Regions from separate parts of the Homo sapiens genome. Here region 1 is linked to region 2. The links are chromatin loops, found by intact Hi-C in ENCODE. Cell type or tissue: gastrocnemius medialis. All regions are shown on one strand.

Region 1 (8,000 bases), 140 kb before region 2:
CCAAGTGATCACCCTGCCTCAGCCTCCCAAGGAGCTGGGACTACAGGCACACCACCATACCCAGCTAATGCAGCCTTTAGTGTACTGTTTTGTCATGTATGATGCTGTGTGCATGGTGGGCTGTTTTATGCCTATATCAAAATATCTGCATTTATGAAATGTTTACTGAGCGCCTACTTTGTGAGGGTCACTGGGCTGCTTGTTGCCCTACAACCATGCATAAGAATGGATCATATACTGTCTAGCAGAACAGCAGACACAAGAGATAATGGCTCCTGAGCAGAATTGGGGACAGGGAAGTCCAGTCTATCCCTAATAAAAGTTGATGCGGCAGGGAACGCTTTTTATGTTGTCATTTATAAACAATTATGGACAATTGATGAATAGTTTTAAACAAGAGTATCCTTTCTAGCCTCAAAGTTTCTATTAATAAGCATTAATAAGCTTTGCTGGAGAGACCTCTTTGGGAAGTATTTGTTTTTGTGCTCAAGCGGAATGCCAGCATTCCCCGGAGGCATGGACCATGTTAAAGCTCCAAAAGATCTCCACAGTTACCTTTCAAACATACAGTCTTTTTGAGACAGAGTCTCACTCTGTTGCCCAGGCTGGAGTGCAATGGCTCGACTTTGGCTCACTGCAACCTCCGCCTCCCAGGTTCAAATGATTCTCCTGCCTCAGCCTCCTGAGTAGCTGGGATTACAGGCACCTGCTACCACGCCTGGCTAATTTTTTTATTTTTAGTAGAGATGGGGTTTCGCCTTATTGGCCAGGCTGGTCTTGAACTCCTGACCTCAGGTGATCCACCTGCCTCGGCCTCCCAAAGTGCTGGGATTACAGGTGTGAACCACCATGCCTGGCCCAAACATACAGTCTTACTGGATCAAGGGCGGAAATTATTTCAGAGCTCTGGTTAGAGTGAGGAAGGTACACGTGGGAGGATTATGGGCCCTAAGTTTGAAATCGAGAGGAGGTGATGGAGGGAGGGAAATGAGTGGGGGAAGAGCCAACAGATGGAGACACACTCCACCTAAATTGCCCTACCCTGGGCCCTTTCCCGGCTGATGATTAGAGTGTTAATGCCCATACTTTGAGGAGGGGAATAGAGGCTATCACTAGGTCTGAAACAAGAGAGCTAAGCAGAGCAGAGAGGAGCATGAGCATTGGAGTAAGTCAGACCACTTACTATTTTGTGACCAGAGTAAGTTACTGAGCCACAGTTTTCTTATCTGGGAAATGGGAATGGTAATTGGTTAAGGGAGATAAACAGCCTATTTCACAAGGCTGTTGAAAATCCATAAGGAACCTTTGGGGTACATTGCCTTGTATCAGAATCCCTTTATAGCCAGGCAGAATGCAACCGCAAGGCCCAGTGAGGCCTGCTGTTCTACAAAATTAAGCAAAGTAAATTGGTAACTTTGGATTTACTTAGCTAGTGATTAAATAACAGTTTAGTTAATAGGCTATTAATGGTCCCCAGGTGTTGGTAATTCTGAGCATTTGCTTTTAAGAGCAGTCGTATAATTTCTTCTGGTACTTTATATATGTAAATTTATATATACATGCATATGTATATGTATTTTTAACAGAAAACATTGAAGTATAACAAACTGTGCTCTCAGAGGCTATTTTTGGGAGGGTTAAATGATATTGTGCATATTAAACATTTGTTACGCCTACAGTAAGGGCTCAATACAAGTTATCTGCTATTATATTATTGCTATCATTATTATTACTCTGAGACTCAACTGGCCACATGTAGGGCAAGAACCTTTGTGAAATTTAGACTCCCCACAAGTCCACCACCACCTAGTGGCAGCTAGAGGTACTGCACACATCTTGAGGAAGAATTACATTGCTTGGAATTAATTCCATGTAATTTCAGTCCCACCAAGGATCACAGGACCTTTGTTCAGAGTGTGGCTTACTTACCTCAGAGCTGAAATTCATATATCATTAATCAATGAAGTGACATTTTTTACTTCCACAGTTGGCACAGAATAAAAAAACAAAATAGGGAGATGGACATGCTCATGTGCTGTTAATAGAAATGTAATTGGTGCAACATTTTACAAGGACAAGTTGGGGATATAACATAAGTCTTAAGTGTTTTTATCTTTTGGTGGAGAAGTCCTAGGAATTTATCTTGAAGAACTAAAATAGAAAAAAGAGATTTATTTAGAAAGTGTGTGTGTGTGTGTGTACACACACATATAATGTATATGTAAAAGAGCATTACATATAACAACAAAATGGGGAGTAATCCTTTTTTCATTTGTGAATCAGAGTTCTTAATCCTTACAGCAGCAATTCTTAGAAGTGGGGAAAGTTGGCATATTGACATCTGGAGCAGAGACATTGAGGTTAGGGAATTGGATCAGAATCTGCTGTGTAAGCTGTGTAATTTAAGAACAGGCAGTGTACCTATTGATTTCCTAACAAAAACTACAGAAAGTTAAGCTGGACATAGACATCTTGGCAGATAGAGATAATACAGAAGAGAGATATTGTACAGGGTGTATGTTAATAAATTTCAGTTTGGGGAACATTGATTCATAGGGAATAAAAGTATGGGTGAAGGTAAAAAATTAATTTGGGACCTTTGAGGAAGAAGGAGCCTGGATTGGGTATCATTGTATGGATATTAGAGCAACATGATCAAAACAGAAGCATGGGAATTTAGCATTATAGGGACACATCCCCAAAGATAAATGTCCGCTCATTTAGCTTTGCTCAGGATCTGAGGGCCAAACCACCTTTGACATGTGTCCGAACCTCCCAGTGTCTGATACCTGATGTGTCCAGTATGAATGTAGAGCAGGGTACCTGGTATTTGGAGATACGGATTACCCTCGTACTTCATTCTATTAATAACAACTTTTAGGATGAGGCAGTGCGTAGTGAGAGACCGTGATCAGGTTCTGTCACCCTCATGTAAAGACCACACTCCTTGGCGTCAATTTGAAGGGTCTCTGATCTGGCCCAGTCCTCTCCAGCCTCAGTCAAACAGATTTCAGCCATTCACAACTACAGAAACCCCTTCCCAGGCATAGTGCGTGAGTAGCCGGCTTGAAATAGTGTGATTCAAAATTAGTGTACTGTAAACTTAAAAGTCACAGCCTCCCCTGCTTAATTTTTTATTATGGAATTTTAAAACATAACAAAGGTTGAGAAAATAATGAATCCTTGTGTACATATGACCTTTGATTTCAAATTATTCCATTTTTGGCTTGTGGGGCTCTTTTCAAGTTGGTTCCTAATTTTTTTTTTTTTAATTTTTTTTTCGAGACAGAGTCTTGCTCTGTCATCCAGGCTGGAGTGCAGTGGCGCGATCTCAGCTCACTGCAAGCTCCGCCCCCCGGGGTCAAGCAATTCTCCTGCCTCAGCCTCCCGAATAGCTGGGACTACAGGCGTCTGCCACCACTCCCAGCTAATTTTTTTTTTTTTTTTGTAATTTTAGTAGAGACGGGGTTTCACTGTGTTAGCCAGGATGGTCTCCATCTCCTGACCTCGTGATCCGCCCGCCTCAGCCTCCCAAAGTCCTGGGATTACAGGTGTGAGCCATTACGCCTGCCCAGTTCCTAATTTTTTGACATGATTGGTCAGTTTTAAATGGACTGCCTCATCAGTATCTTGATGCATGCCTGTTACTCTGAGAAATCAGAGGCTTGGAGAATGTAAGAAGGACTGGGAATACGTAGGCCCTTCCCAACTAGGGGAACGATAATGCTTACTTTATTGCCGCAGTCAGTGTTGCTTAGCTACATTTTTGCCGTAACATATTTGAGAGGTTAATTTTATAGGAAGCTTTCTGTGATTGAAAGATATGGGAATAGCGTGCAGTCCTAAAACACACATAGGTTTCATACACTTCACTGGAAGAAGACATTCACTAAGCACCTGTTGTGTGAAACATGCTGACCCGGCACTGTAGAGGATGACAAAGTGACTTATGGGAATCATGGTTGAATCATTTGGAGTGACCCAAGGCAAGAGGCCGAGAAACAGCTGTGGAATGATTCTAAGAATACCAGACTCCTAGGGCAGTCCAAGCTCTGGACTTTCTATGTCACCATCTTTGTGATCTTGTGCAATCCACTTCACCTTTCTGACCCTTTCTTCTCTCAGCTGGAAAGAGACTTGAGGAATGTAAAGAGGGACACTGGACTCAGTCTCTTAAGTGCCTAGGCCCTTTCACATCTGAAATTACATACATTGTTTACTTAGGATTTTAAAAAACAGCCCGCATACCTGAAGGATCACAGACTCCAACCCCTCATTTTAAAGATGAAAAAACTGAGGTTGCCATTGCTCCAGGTACATGCCACAGAGTGATGAAAACGTCAAATTTTTTTTTTTTTTTTTTTGAGACAGTGTCTCCTTTGTCATCCAGGCTGGAGTGCGGTGGTGCAAACATGGCTCACTGTAGCCTCGACCTCCTGGGCTCAAGCAGTCCTCCTACCTCAGCCTCCCAAGTAGCTGGGATTACAGGTGCATGCCACCACACCTGGCTATTTTTTTTTCTTCTTTTTCTTCCCTTTTTTTTTTTTTTTTTTTTTTTTTTTAGAGACAGGGTTTTGCCTTGTTGCCCATGCTAGTCTCGAACTCCTGGGCTCAAGCAATTTACCTACCTCAGCCTCCCAAAGTGCTGGGATTACAGGTGTGAGCCACTGTGCCCGGCTGTACATCTTTTTTTTTTTTTTTTTTTTTTGAGATGGAGTCTCACTCTGTCACCCAGGCTGGATTGCAGTGGCACGATCTTGGCTCACTGCAACCTCCACCTCCCGGGTTCAAGTAGTTCTCCTGCCTCAGCCTCCTGACTAGCTGGGATTACAGGCGCACGCCACCACGCCCAGCTAATTTTTGTATTTTTAGTAGAGATGGGGTTTCACCATGCTGGTCAGGCTGGTCTGGAACTCCTGACCTCGTGGTCCGCCTGCCTCAGCCTCCCACATCATATTTTATATTTGAGTACACGGTGGCTTCTTTTGTCCTCAGCTGTGACAAAAGTTTTGGAAAGCTGTTTAGTTCTAAAACTGGCTAACATGATTTGGGGGAATAATCAGTTCCCTAATATTAAAGAAAAATCAATTAACAAATCAGAGTCTAGGCCGGGCGTGGTGGCTCACGCCTGTAATCCCAGCACTTTGGGAGGCCGAGGCAGGCAGATCACTTGAGGTCAGTAGTTCGAGACCAGCCTGCCCAACATGGTGAAACCCTGTCTCTACCAAAACTACAAAAAAAAAATTAGCCGGGCGTGGTGACAGGCACCTGTAATCCCAGCTACTCAGGAGGCTGAGGCAGGAGAATTGCCTGAACCCGGGAGGTGGAGGTTGCAGTGAGCTCAGGTCGTGCCACTGCACTCCAGCCTGGGTGACAAGAGCGAGACTCCGTTTCAAAAAAAAAATGTTCAACTTTTCTTTTTTTGCTGTTATATACCAGATAGTCACAGTATAGCCACAACAATCCACTTTGAAATAAAACCCCATTCCTAGTACATTTCTAAATATTCTCCAGAGTCCTGAATATCATAATTCAACCTTAATGGAAAAGAAAGTACTGTATTTCAGACAAGGGAATCAAGTCAGGAATTAAGCTTCAGTGATTTATAGGCATTGTTTTTGCTGGAGTTGGTAATCATTGCTTCAAACTTCCTTTTACAGGATAGCTAGCGGCCAGGAGAAATACAGTGGAAAATGCAAAACAACGAAATTATAAAGCCTGCCAAATACTTCTCAGAATTGGAAAAGAGCATCCTGCTGGCTTTAGTAGAAAAGTATAAATATGTGCTGGAATGTAAGAAAAGTGATGCGCGAACTATTGCCCTTAAGCAGCGTACCTGGCAGGCGCTGGCCCACGAATACAACTCTCAGCCCAGCGTGTCCCTGCGGGATTTCAAACAGCTGAAGAAGTGCTGGGAGAACATCAAGGCTCGGACCAAAAAAATTATGGCCCATGAAAGGAGAGAGAAAGTGAAACGGAGCGTCAGCCCTCTCCTGAGTACCCACGTCCTAGGGAAGGAGAAGATCGCCAGCATGCTGCCGGAGCAGCTCTACTTCCTGCAGAGCCCCCCGGAGGAGGAGCCCGAATACCACCCCGACGCCTCAGCCCAAGGTATCCGTTCCTGATGCCAGTGTGCACGCTCTCACTGGGTATCTGTTTGACATTTTAATTTTAAAACCCTCCACTTTGAGGGAACTTCTAAAAATGAAACTTTTGTATCAAATCCAATTTTCCTAATTCAAGATCTCAGGATTATATAGGACATTCAAAGTCTTATAGAAGTGGGCGTGGTGGCTCGTGCCTGTAATCCCAGCACTTTGGGATGCTGAGGCGGGAGGATGGCTTGAGCTCAGGAATTTGAGACCACCCTGGGCAACAAAGTGAGACCCCTGTTTCTACAAAAAATAGAAAAAATTAGCTGGGCATGGTAGCATGCACCTGTAGTTCCAGCTACTCGGGAGGCTGAGGCTGGAGGATAACTTGAGCCCAGGAGGTGGAAGCTGCAGTGAGCTGTTATTGCGCCACTGCACTCCAGCCTGGGTGACGGAGTGAGACCCTGTCTCAAAAAAAAAAAAAAAAAAAAAGTAATATATAAAAACAAAAGTACTTGTTTACATCATTGTGCTAGCTCTCTTGGAGACTTTATTATTACTTAAACATAAAGAAAAATAAGGGACTGGATTAATGGAGTTCTTATTAGTGAGGTGCTGCAGTTGCCTATCAGCCTGTCTCAAATATGTTAAAGAGAATTGTATGAAGATTTGTATTCATCCACTCAATTTCACTTTTTTCAAAAAATATTTTTGGAGGTCCTTATTATTTGCAAAGCATTGCAGTAGGCCACTCAAAAGGCCATATTAAAAGAGTCAACCGGCTGGGTTCTGTGGCTCATGCCTGTAATCCCAGCACTTTGGGAGGCTGAGGTGGGCGGATCACCCGAGGTTGGGAGTTTGAGACCAGCCTGACCAACATGGAGAAACCCCGTCTCTACTAAAAATACAAAATTAGCCGGGCGTGGTGGTGCATGCCTGTAATCCCAGCTACTTGGGAGGCTGAGGCAGGAGAATCGCTTGAATTCGGGAGGCAGAGGTTGTGGTGAGCCAAGATAGCACCACTGCACGCCAGCGTAGGCAACAAGAGCAAAACTCCATCTCAAAAAAAAAAAAAAGAACTATTTCAAACTTTAAAAAAAGTGCAAAGAATAATATGATAAACGCCTGTTTTAGCATTCACCCAGATTAAAAACCAGCATTTTTTGCCATTATACTATTGTGATCCACAGTTTTGGTTTGTGGCACCCCAGGGATCTTGAAAAGCTCCAAAAGAAATTAACTTTAAGTTTAATATACTTCCATTAAAAAGAGAAAAATATGTCATACATAATTCTTGGGGAAAAAAACACTGTCATATAATGAAGGATGCAATGATAGTGTGTCATAGCTTCAAAAGGTTGGAATTTAGGGGCTATTGAAATGTCTCTAGGCAAGGGGAGGGTGGAAATGCACATAGATAAATTTCCAGAAATTCCTGCTTCTTTTCAGACAGGAAGTGGCCAGTTTATATAAAAATTAATTGCAGTTTGCAGAAGACAGACATTGAAGCAGAGGATGTTTCCTGGTGGGGGACAGAGGGTTGTTCATAAGGTGCTTCAAGGACCCAGCAAGCACTTCCCCAGGAAAATCTGGTTCTCAGCTTGCAGAATGGGAAATTCAATTGTCAGTGCCTCCAGAGTAGACTGAGCTCTGAGGGACTGGCTCCTGTTAATTAAAAGTAACAAGAAGCAGTCTAAAGCCAGGAATGTTGTCTGTGTAGAGTGGAAAAGATAATTGCCAAGTGAATCAAATACATGTTTTTGATTAGCACCTTTTTTTCTGTCCTGTAGGCAGACGATCCTGGAGAAGCAAATTATGATCAAAAGTTTGCTTACTGATCATTTGACCAAGGTTAAGTCCAGGAAGCCAGTTGCGTAACCATAGTGGTTTATGTTATGAACCTCATGC
Region 2 (8,000 bases):
TTGATTATTCCTCCCTTTGAAAAAATAGTCCTAATAATTTGAACAAATATGTTAGTAATGATGGAACAGATCAATGAAAAGTAGATATAGATATTGTGAAAATAGGCTGTTTAACAAACAGATTGGAATAAAGCCTATTCTACCAGTTAAACTACTTTAATACACATTCATTTTTAAAGAAAATGTTTGTTTTAACATAAATAAACAAATCGTATCAGTGTTTGTGAATAAAATACAAAAATGATTGTTAATGATTGGTGCTCTTAAAGTGAGCTTAAAATTTATCCAAGACGTATATCCAAATTTGTCCTGTAGTAATAGATTAATATTCATAGATTGTTGGTGTTTAAAGATCTGAAGTGTGAGTAGAATGTATTCAGCTGTTTAACATGTAGTTTAGATATTCAAAAGTATGCATGTAGAATTTAAAGAATATGTTAAAAATTATTAATTTTAATATTTTGTTTGGAAAAGCATGTTATAATATAATGTTTTCACTATATGGCCTCTGTTTTGGTGTGTTTATTTACCAAATTTTTTGATATTGGTGTTTCAGTATATTTAATATGTGAAATTAGTAGAAAAAGCAGATTTCGGTTCAGAATTCCCCTTTACTGTTACAAATACTGATTGAAATTATCTAAAGGCAAAAGCTTTACCCAACATTTGGAGTTTGCTTTTTTGATCATTTGGCTTCTAGGTTTAATATTAGTTACATGGTGGCTTTAGTGAACTTTTTTAAAAAGCTTTACTCTTCTACCCACACAGTCTTATTTGAGTCCCTTAGTCAGTCAGCAAGCATGTTTGGAACAGTCCCCGGTGCTTTGCAAGGGTTCAGATTGCAGAACAGTCACATATGGGTATTTGTAGTTATAAATACTTGACCGTTCTCTAGGGGTGGGGTTTCCAACTCTTTAAACAACCCTGTTGCCTGTTATCAAGCTGACTTTTTGCTCCAAGTGCCAGAATTGATTGTGGTTAGGACATCTTACGCTGAGAAATAAATAAAATGGAACATAATGGGTCTGCTTCAAATGCTGATAAAATCCACCAGAATCGCCTGTCGAGTGTTACAGAAGATGAAGACCAAGACGCTGCTCTTACCATTGTGACTGTGCTGGACAAAGTAGCCTCCATCGTGGACAGTGTGCAGGCAAGCCAGAAGAGAATAGAAGAGAGACACAGGGAAATGGAAAATGCCATAAAATCCGTCCAGATTGACCTGTTGAAGCTTTCACAGTCGCATAGCAATACAGGGCATATCATTAACAAATTGTTTGAGAAAACCCGAAAAGTTAGTGCTCACATTAAAGATGTGAAAGCCCGGGTGGAGAAGCAACAAATTCATGTTAAAAAAGTTGAAGTCAAGCAAGAGGAAATAATGAAGAAAAACAAATTCCGCGTGGTAATATTCCAGGTAAGCTTGCACTTGTGTTCAGCTTGCTTGTTCTAATCTCTTGCATCTTTTAATTGCCAAAAGTCATATCAGAGGTTTCCAGTGTCACATCTTAACTATTGTATATATTAATACAATGGAGTTCTGTATTAGCAGCAATCTCAGGATAAAACCATTTCTCTGTTAACCAAAGTACTATCTGTCATTTCGGTATTTTGAGCTTCTCAACCATTTCATGTAATATGAACTGTGGCTCATAGCTTAGGCTATTTCTTGCCTTTGAAACTTAATATTGGTAAGGCCCTTTCAGCATATTAGCCTTATTAGCATGAAGCCCTCTCATAGACTTTGAAAATGTTAGAACTAGAAGAAGACTCAGAAGCCTCTAGTTTAAAACACTTCTTTGTTCTCTAAAAGAAGAAACTGACAACCAGTAGCAGTGGTTTTTTCTGCTTATATGGAGAGCCTGGAAAGGCCTAAACAGTAGATATAAACTTTTCAGAATGTGATTTGTGTATTGGAATTTTTACATATAGATCACAATGATAGCGATTTTCCAATGAACAATGAGGCAATTATTTTTCTTATTATTATAGTAATACAAATATATGAGTCACATAAGTAGTTTCCTATGTTTGATTACAAAGTCTTTTTACTTAAGTGATTTAATATAATATTTTGTGTGTGGCATTGTGTATTGAGCTAAGTTCCCATATTATTCTGCGCTTGGCACTCATATTTTTGGAAATAGGAACATATTTATGGCAAATGCATAATATCTATGGTATATTTTCAAAACTCTTACAGTTAAAAGGAAAAAAATTGAACATTCCTTCACAGTAGAAAAGTGGGAAACTGTCATTATCAGGCAGTTTACAAAACACAAATAAGAATAAAATTCTAATTTCACCTATTTAAATGTTGGCAGTTATTAAAACCTATACCCAGAGGTTAATTTAAGGATTGGGAAAAAACACTTTCATATTCTGTTGGTAGAAATATTAATTGATAAAACATTTTTGAAAGGCAGATTTGGTAGTATGTATTAAGAAATTTAAAAATTCACAAACTTTTTGGCCCCAAAATTTATGTCAAAGAATTTGTTCTATGCATAAAATCAGGAATGTGTGTAGGAATGTTCACTGATGCATATAAAGTGTTATTTTTAAAAATGACACCTGTATTTTAAAAATGAGTACTTATGTACATAGGAAAAAAACTAGAAGAATATAAACTAAATGAAATAGGAACACAGTTGGATTATGTAGAGGATAATTTGTAAAACACGAGGGATGTGGCCCATAACTCCCCGTGGCATTCTTTACACATTAGGCAATTCTCCATAGCCCTCTGTTGACTGATAAGGTTACACTGGGATGGTGGAGTGGTATTTTAGGTCTGTTTTTAAGAGCCTGTAGGTTATTTAGGAAAAGTAATAGGAGAGTGAAGAGTTGCTTATTTCAAAGGTAGATAGGGCAGACTATGCTATTTGAAGTTCTTTATCATTTCCCTTTCCTTTCATGTCCCTGGAAGTCCTTCTATAGGCTTAAAAATTTGGGAAAAAAAAAAAAAGCCTGGGCAATGTGGCAAAACCCTGTCTCTACAAAAATAGAAAAGTTAACCAGGTGTGTCGTCGCGTGCCTGTGTTCCCTGCTACTTAGGAGGCTGAGGTGGGAGGGTCACCTGTGGGGAGGTTGAGGCTACAGTGAGCCATGATTGTGCCACTGCACTCCAGCGTGGGTGATAGTGAGACCCTGTCTTAAGAAAAAAAATTGAAAAATTGAAAAAAAATCAGTCACCTGATTTTCAGAGGCCAGTTCCAGTGTTAGTATATGTAGTGGGAAATGTAGTATCCATTCTTTGATTTGCCTTCTGAAGATGTTCAGAATTGTGGGTATATCTTACCCTCCACTGGCATGGGCGCATGGCCAGGAAACATATTTGGCATTCACGACTGCTGAGAACTTTTGTGCAAAGCAGTGGACTAAGTGCCAATTAAGATTTACAAAAGCAAGAGCAAAGAAGTTTCTGAAAAGTTTCCATTGACTCTGTTGATTGACATAACTCTTCTTTAAACTTTAAGATGTTTCTGTATTCACCTGTTTAGTCCCTGTAACTTACTGCTAATTGTTCCTTTCTTTGATCCCTTGTAGTTATTTAAAGCAACTGAAGGGTGCTAGTTTAGGGCACATCTCTTCTCTTGTAAGAAATAATGCCATGAAGATTCTGCATAATTAAGTTGTTCAGAGTAGCAGCAGTTCGTCAAAAAGTAATTGCTATCATTTATAATGGAACAGCTCGTAGAGAAAAGAATAATGGACATAGAACTCTGATTCAAAGATTCATTAGATGTTAGAAAGCTGTATACATGGTCACATGGTTATTCTTAGCAGTTAAAATTAGTTATAATTAATCATCATAGTTAAGGTATATAAATGGTTATATTGAGATTGCTCCTTCTGCTAAAATTAACTTGAAACCAAGCAATTCAGCCATAGTAAAAATTACCTGCTATTTCTTATACATTTATTATTTCTTTTCGAACATACTATATCTTCACTAATAAGCCTCAGACTTTTGTATATTCAGAATTTCCCTAGCTATATTAGTTTGAGAGCTTGTTTGGAAGTTCTAGCAGGGGAGTGCAGCTGCTTGTATACCCTTGACCAAAGACTGGTCCTCCTCTATCGTGGATGGTCATCCTCTTCGACCAAGCGTGCGGCTTCGAGAGGGACACACATGGAGCGGTGAGGGAGGAAGGGGACACCCACTTAGCCCAGCCAGATCAGCTGAATCAACCCTGGCAATCAGTGGGTTAACAGATGTTGCAGCCAATCGCCCTCACATCCCATAGCTATATTAGTTTGATGTTCAATCCAGCCCACAGTACTCTGAAGCACAGTATTCATTCTGTTACAAAAATGGTCTTTTTACCTGGAGTTTTATATTAAAAGATACAATTATATTTGGAAGTCAACTATAATTCAACATCTACAATCTTCAGTTATTATAACAGTCTATTCACCATTAGCTCATGATGTCGCTGTCTCATTGGAGTTGCAACTAATAGATCTGCGTAACAAGTACTTTTTTCTGACTCTACTCCTGTTTTGTTTTACTTTAAAGCCTGATTTTATATTATTTGTTGTGTACTTAAAGGAGGGTATGTGATTCCTGGGCTAAGCTATATCTGATTTCTTCACAGCAAGATTGTGTTTTTTCCCCTATCTAACAGTAATTAACTTTTGGCTCTTTCGTTTTCTAATTATACCCTCTCAGGCCGTGCCAACCCACATTGTGTTGCTGAAGCTACTCCCTGCAGCAGGTGTCAGGAAAGGAGAGGAATAATTTCGCTGCTTCAAACTGATTCATCAGAGAGCTATGAGACGCCCACCCCTGCCTTTTTTAGCTCCTAGACTCTCTAATCCTATAGCCAAAGAATTTAATTTTAAATAAGTATCCAAAGAAATAAGGTTCCAGGGATATCTTCTTGACTATCAGGCTGATAGGTTTTGGAATATGCATAAATGTGTTTTGTATATATTTATATATTTTTTGATTGAATAGATTTAATCTGGATCTCACGTGGGGGCACAGTTTCTTTTAGAAATTTTAACTCGTGGTTCAGTTAAAAATCTCATGATTTTTCAACTTTTGTCTGTTTAGTTTGAGAAATGCTCCCTATTCAGTTGGGTTCCTCTAGCTGCTGTGGTTGGGCTGGCTCTCAAGGTTTCCAGTGTGTGTCATGTCCCAAATCCAATTCTCATCCTTATTCTTTTGACACATTTGACACGATTGGACCTCTTTCTCTCTCTCTCTCTCTCTCTTTTAAAGAGACAGGGTCTTGGTCTGTTGCCCAGGCTAGAGTTCTACGGTGCAATCATAGCTCACTGCAGCCTCCAACTGCTGGGGGCAAGCCATCTTCCTTCTTCAGCCTTCCAAGTAGTAGGGACTACAGGTGCGCATCACCTTGCCTGGCTACACTTTAAAATTTTCGTGGAGGTCTCACTTTGTTGCCTGGGCTGGTCTTGGCCTCAAGTGATCCTCCCACCTCAGCCTCCCAAAATGTTGGGATTATAGGCATGAGCCACTGCACCCAGCCCCTCCCTTTCTCCTTGAAACTTCTTTCCTCTTGACTTCTGGGGTTACTCCTCTCTTTGGGAGTTCCCCCTGCCTCACTGGCTGATATCTGTCCTTTTTTTTCTTTTCTCATTTCTTCCTTCTACCAGTCCAAAATCCATGCTCTGTAACACCCATATTCAAAAATTCTTTAAAATATTTTTTAATAACATATTTGACAGCAAGACCTAACTTGACCTGAAATTATTCAGTGGAAAAACCTGACCTAAAGTAGCAGGAGGCTATTTCTAGCTTTTATCCCAACTTAGTGTGAATATTCATATTTTTTTTTGCCACAGAAATGTTTCTTCCAAGATCTTGCTGGGAATGTTATGTAATAAATCATATTATTTCCAAAGTCTGAAATATTCTGAATTCTGAAACACACCTTGGTGCCAAGGAATTCTGAGTAAAACAGAGCATAGACCCATTCACTCAGTTTCTTGGTGATCTCTTTCATCTGGTCTCATGACTTTAATTCCATCTTTACATCAATGACTCCTAAATTTGGGTGTCTAGCCCAGCCCTCTCTTCTGAATTCCAGACTCATCTACTCAGCTGCCTGCTCAGTGCCTCTGCCTGCATGGCTAGTGGGTGTCTCCAAGACAGCGTGTTCAGATCCCATCCTTCCCCTCCAGTCTCTTCCTCCTGCTGTCTCCCCCATCTCAATTAATGGCAGATCTATCTTTCATCTGCTCAGGCCATGTACTTGAGGATTGTTCTTGACACTCTGGCACTCCACATCCAAATCTAGTGGCAAATCTTGTTGGCTCCTACCTTCAAAGCAGCTCCGAATCAGACTGCTTCTCACCCCCAACCTGTCAGCACCCTTACCCAGTGCTCCCTTGCCTCAGTGTTCTCCACCTGTTCTCCCTGCTTCTTTTCTTGCCCCTACACCCTGTTTTCAACAGAGTGATGCTTTTATAATGTGGGTCAAATCCTGGCACTACTCTCCTGCAAGCCATTTATTCATTCATTCATTCATTCATTCATTCATTCATTCATTCATTTTTTTTAGACAGAGTCTTGCTGTGTCACCCAGGCTGGAGGGCAGTGGCACAATCTCAGCTCACTGCAACCTCCGCCTCCCGGGTTCAAGTGATTCTCTTGCCTCAGCCTCCCGAGTAGATGGGATTACAGGCATGTCCCACCACACCTGGCTAATTTTTGTATTTTTAGTAGAGACTATTTTGCCATGTTGGCCAGGCTGGTCTCGAACTCCTGACCTCAGGTGATCCCCCTGCCTCGGCCTTCCAGAGTGTTGGGATTACAGGTGTGAGCCACTGCACCCGGCTTCCTGCAAGGCTTTTAGAAGACTTCCTCTTATGCTCAGACCTCACCATTGGATACAGAGCATTGCATGACCTGGACCACCTGCTATCTCTCTTACCCTCTTGCCTCCCCTTCTTGCCCTTTCATCACTCTGCTGTCACCACACGGCCCTCCCCACTGTTTCTCTGTTCTTCCCAGATCTATACACAGCCTTCAGGTCTAGGCTTAGATGTCACCGTATGAATGAGGCCTTTCTGACCACTGTAGTTCAAACAGCACCTTCCTTGTCGCTGCATATTCCCCTTCCCTGCTTTAGTTCTCACCTTAGTGTATATCTTGCCATCTAACATGCTATATAGATTTTACTTGTTTGTCCCTCTCCGAGAATATAAGCTCTTTCACTCTTTTGTCTTCAAAGAAGCTTCACAGTTTCTAGAACCAGAAAATTTACTGGTTTGTGGTGTTGCTTAATAACTTTGTTGAAGGAAGGTATACACCTGTTTGATCCAATAATCATTTATTGAGTATGCCTACTATGTGCAAGACACTCTGATAGATGCTGGGCATAAAACATAAATAAGACACATGATCTCTGCTTTCAAGGAATCTGGAGAAGACCTCTGGGAGATACATATTTTTGAGTAAAGCTTCAATTCAAACTGTGCTAAATGTTATAAACAGAGGTATGTATGTGTAAATTTGAGATAGAGTTAGCCACTTGAGGAAGTTGGGGACACTTGAATTGATTATTGAAGAAAGATTTCATTTACAAAGCCAAAAAGAGGTGAAAGGGAACCTAAGATGTCAGAAACTTCTGGGTATGGTAGCATGTGCCTGTAGTCCCAGCTACTTGGGAGACTGAAGCAGGGGGATTCCTTGAGTCTCGCAGTTCGAGTCCAGCCTGAGTAATATAGTGAGACCCCGTCTTTATGAAAAGAAGAAGATACCAGAAATCACATATACATAGGCGTAGAGGGATGAAAACATCTTGTGCTTGAGGAATTGAGAGTGATTGTATGTTTCTGGGCTGGAAGAGTGGGAAAGTAGGTTTAGCTAAAGCTGAGGAGCCTTCTAATCATACTGAAGAATTTGAGCTCTTCGTTGAGTATTGGTGAGCTCTCCAAAGTTTAAAGCAGAGAAAAGATGTGATCAAAGCTATGCTTTAGTAATATTCTCAGAAAATACTTAGTTGATGTTCTGGAGGTAGAAGGAT

Evidence for each region. Hi-C counts contacts between places; a loop is a spot of excess contacts. Peaks named below come from ENCODE experiments on the same cell type or tissue, not always from the same donor. Only the 100,000 strongest peaks of a DNase experiment are listed, where the experiment ranks them.
Region 1: a loop joins it to region 2, with 4 times the contacts of the local background. A loop is called at or near these places in 34 of 110 quality-filtered maps.

The regions. Positions count from the first base shown.
Region 1 is chr9:100,436,246-100,444,245 of GRCh38, forward strand. MSANTD3 (Myb/SANT DNA binding domain containing 3) reads left to right here. Exons shown (of 3, transcript NM_080655.3): 2 at 5,661-6,111. The coding sequence starts at 5,694. It overlaps MSANTD3-TMEFF1 (MSANTD3-TMEFF1 readthrough), which reads left to right and starts at 5,661. Exons shown (of 10, transcript NM_001198812.1): 1 at 5,661-6,111. The coding sequence starts at 5,694. In gastrocnemius medialis, a CTCF peak has its summit at 1,808 (motif pointing left); DNase peaks (open chromatin) are centred at 1,814 and 3,966; H3K27ac peaks cover 1,781 bases.
Region 2 is chr9:100,577,135-100,585,134 of GRCh38, forward strand. It overlaps MSANTD3-TMEFF1 (MSANTD3-TMEFF1 readthrough), which reads left to right. Exons shown (of 10, transcript NM_001198812.1): 10 at 1-502. It overlaps TMEFF1 (transmembrane protein with EGF like and two follistatin like domains 1), which reads left to right. Exons shown (of 10, transcript NM_003692.5): 10 at 1-502. CAVIN4 (caveolae associated protein 4) reads left to right here and starts at 945. Exons shown (of 2, transcript NM_001018116.2): 1 at 945-1,417. The coding sequence starts at 1,010. It also overlaps the pseudogene RN7SKP87. In gastrocnemius medialis, no CTCF peak of the experiment used is centred here; DNase peaks (open chromatin) are centred at 827 and 4,127; H3K4me3 peaks cover 4,490 bases; H3K27ac peaks cover 7,604 bases.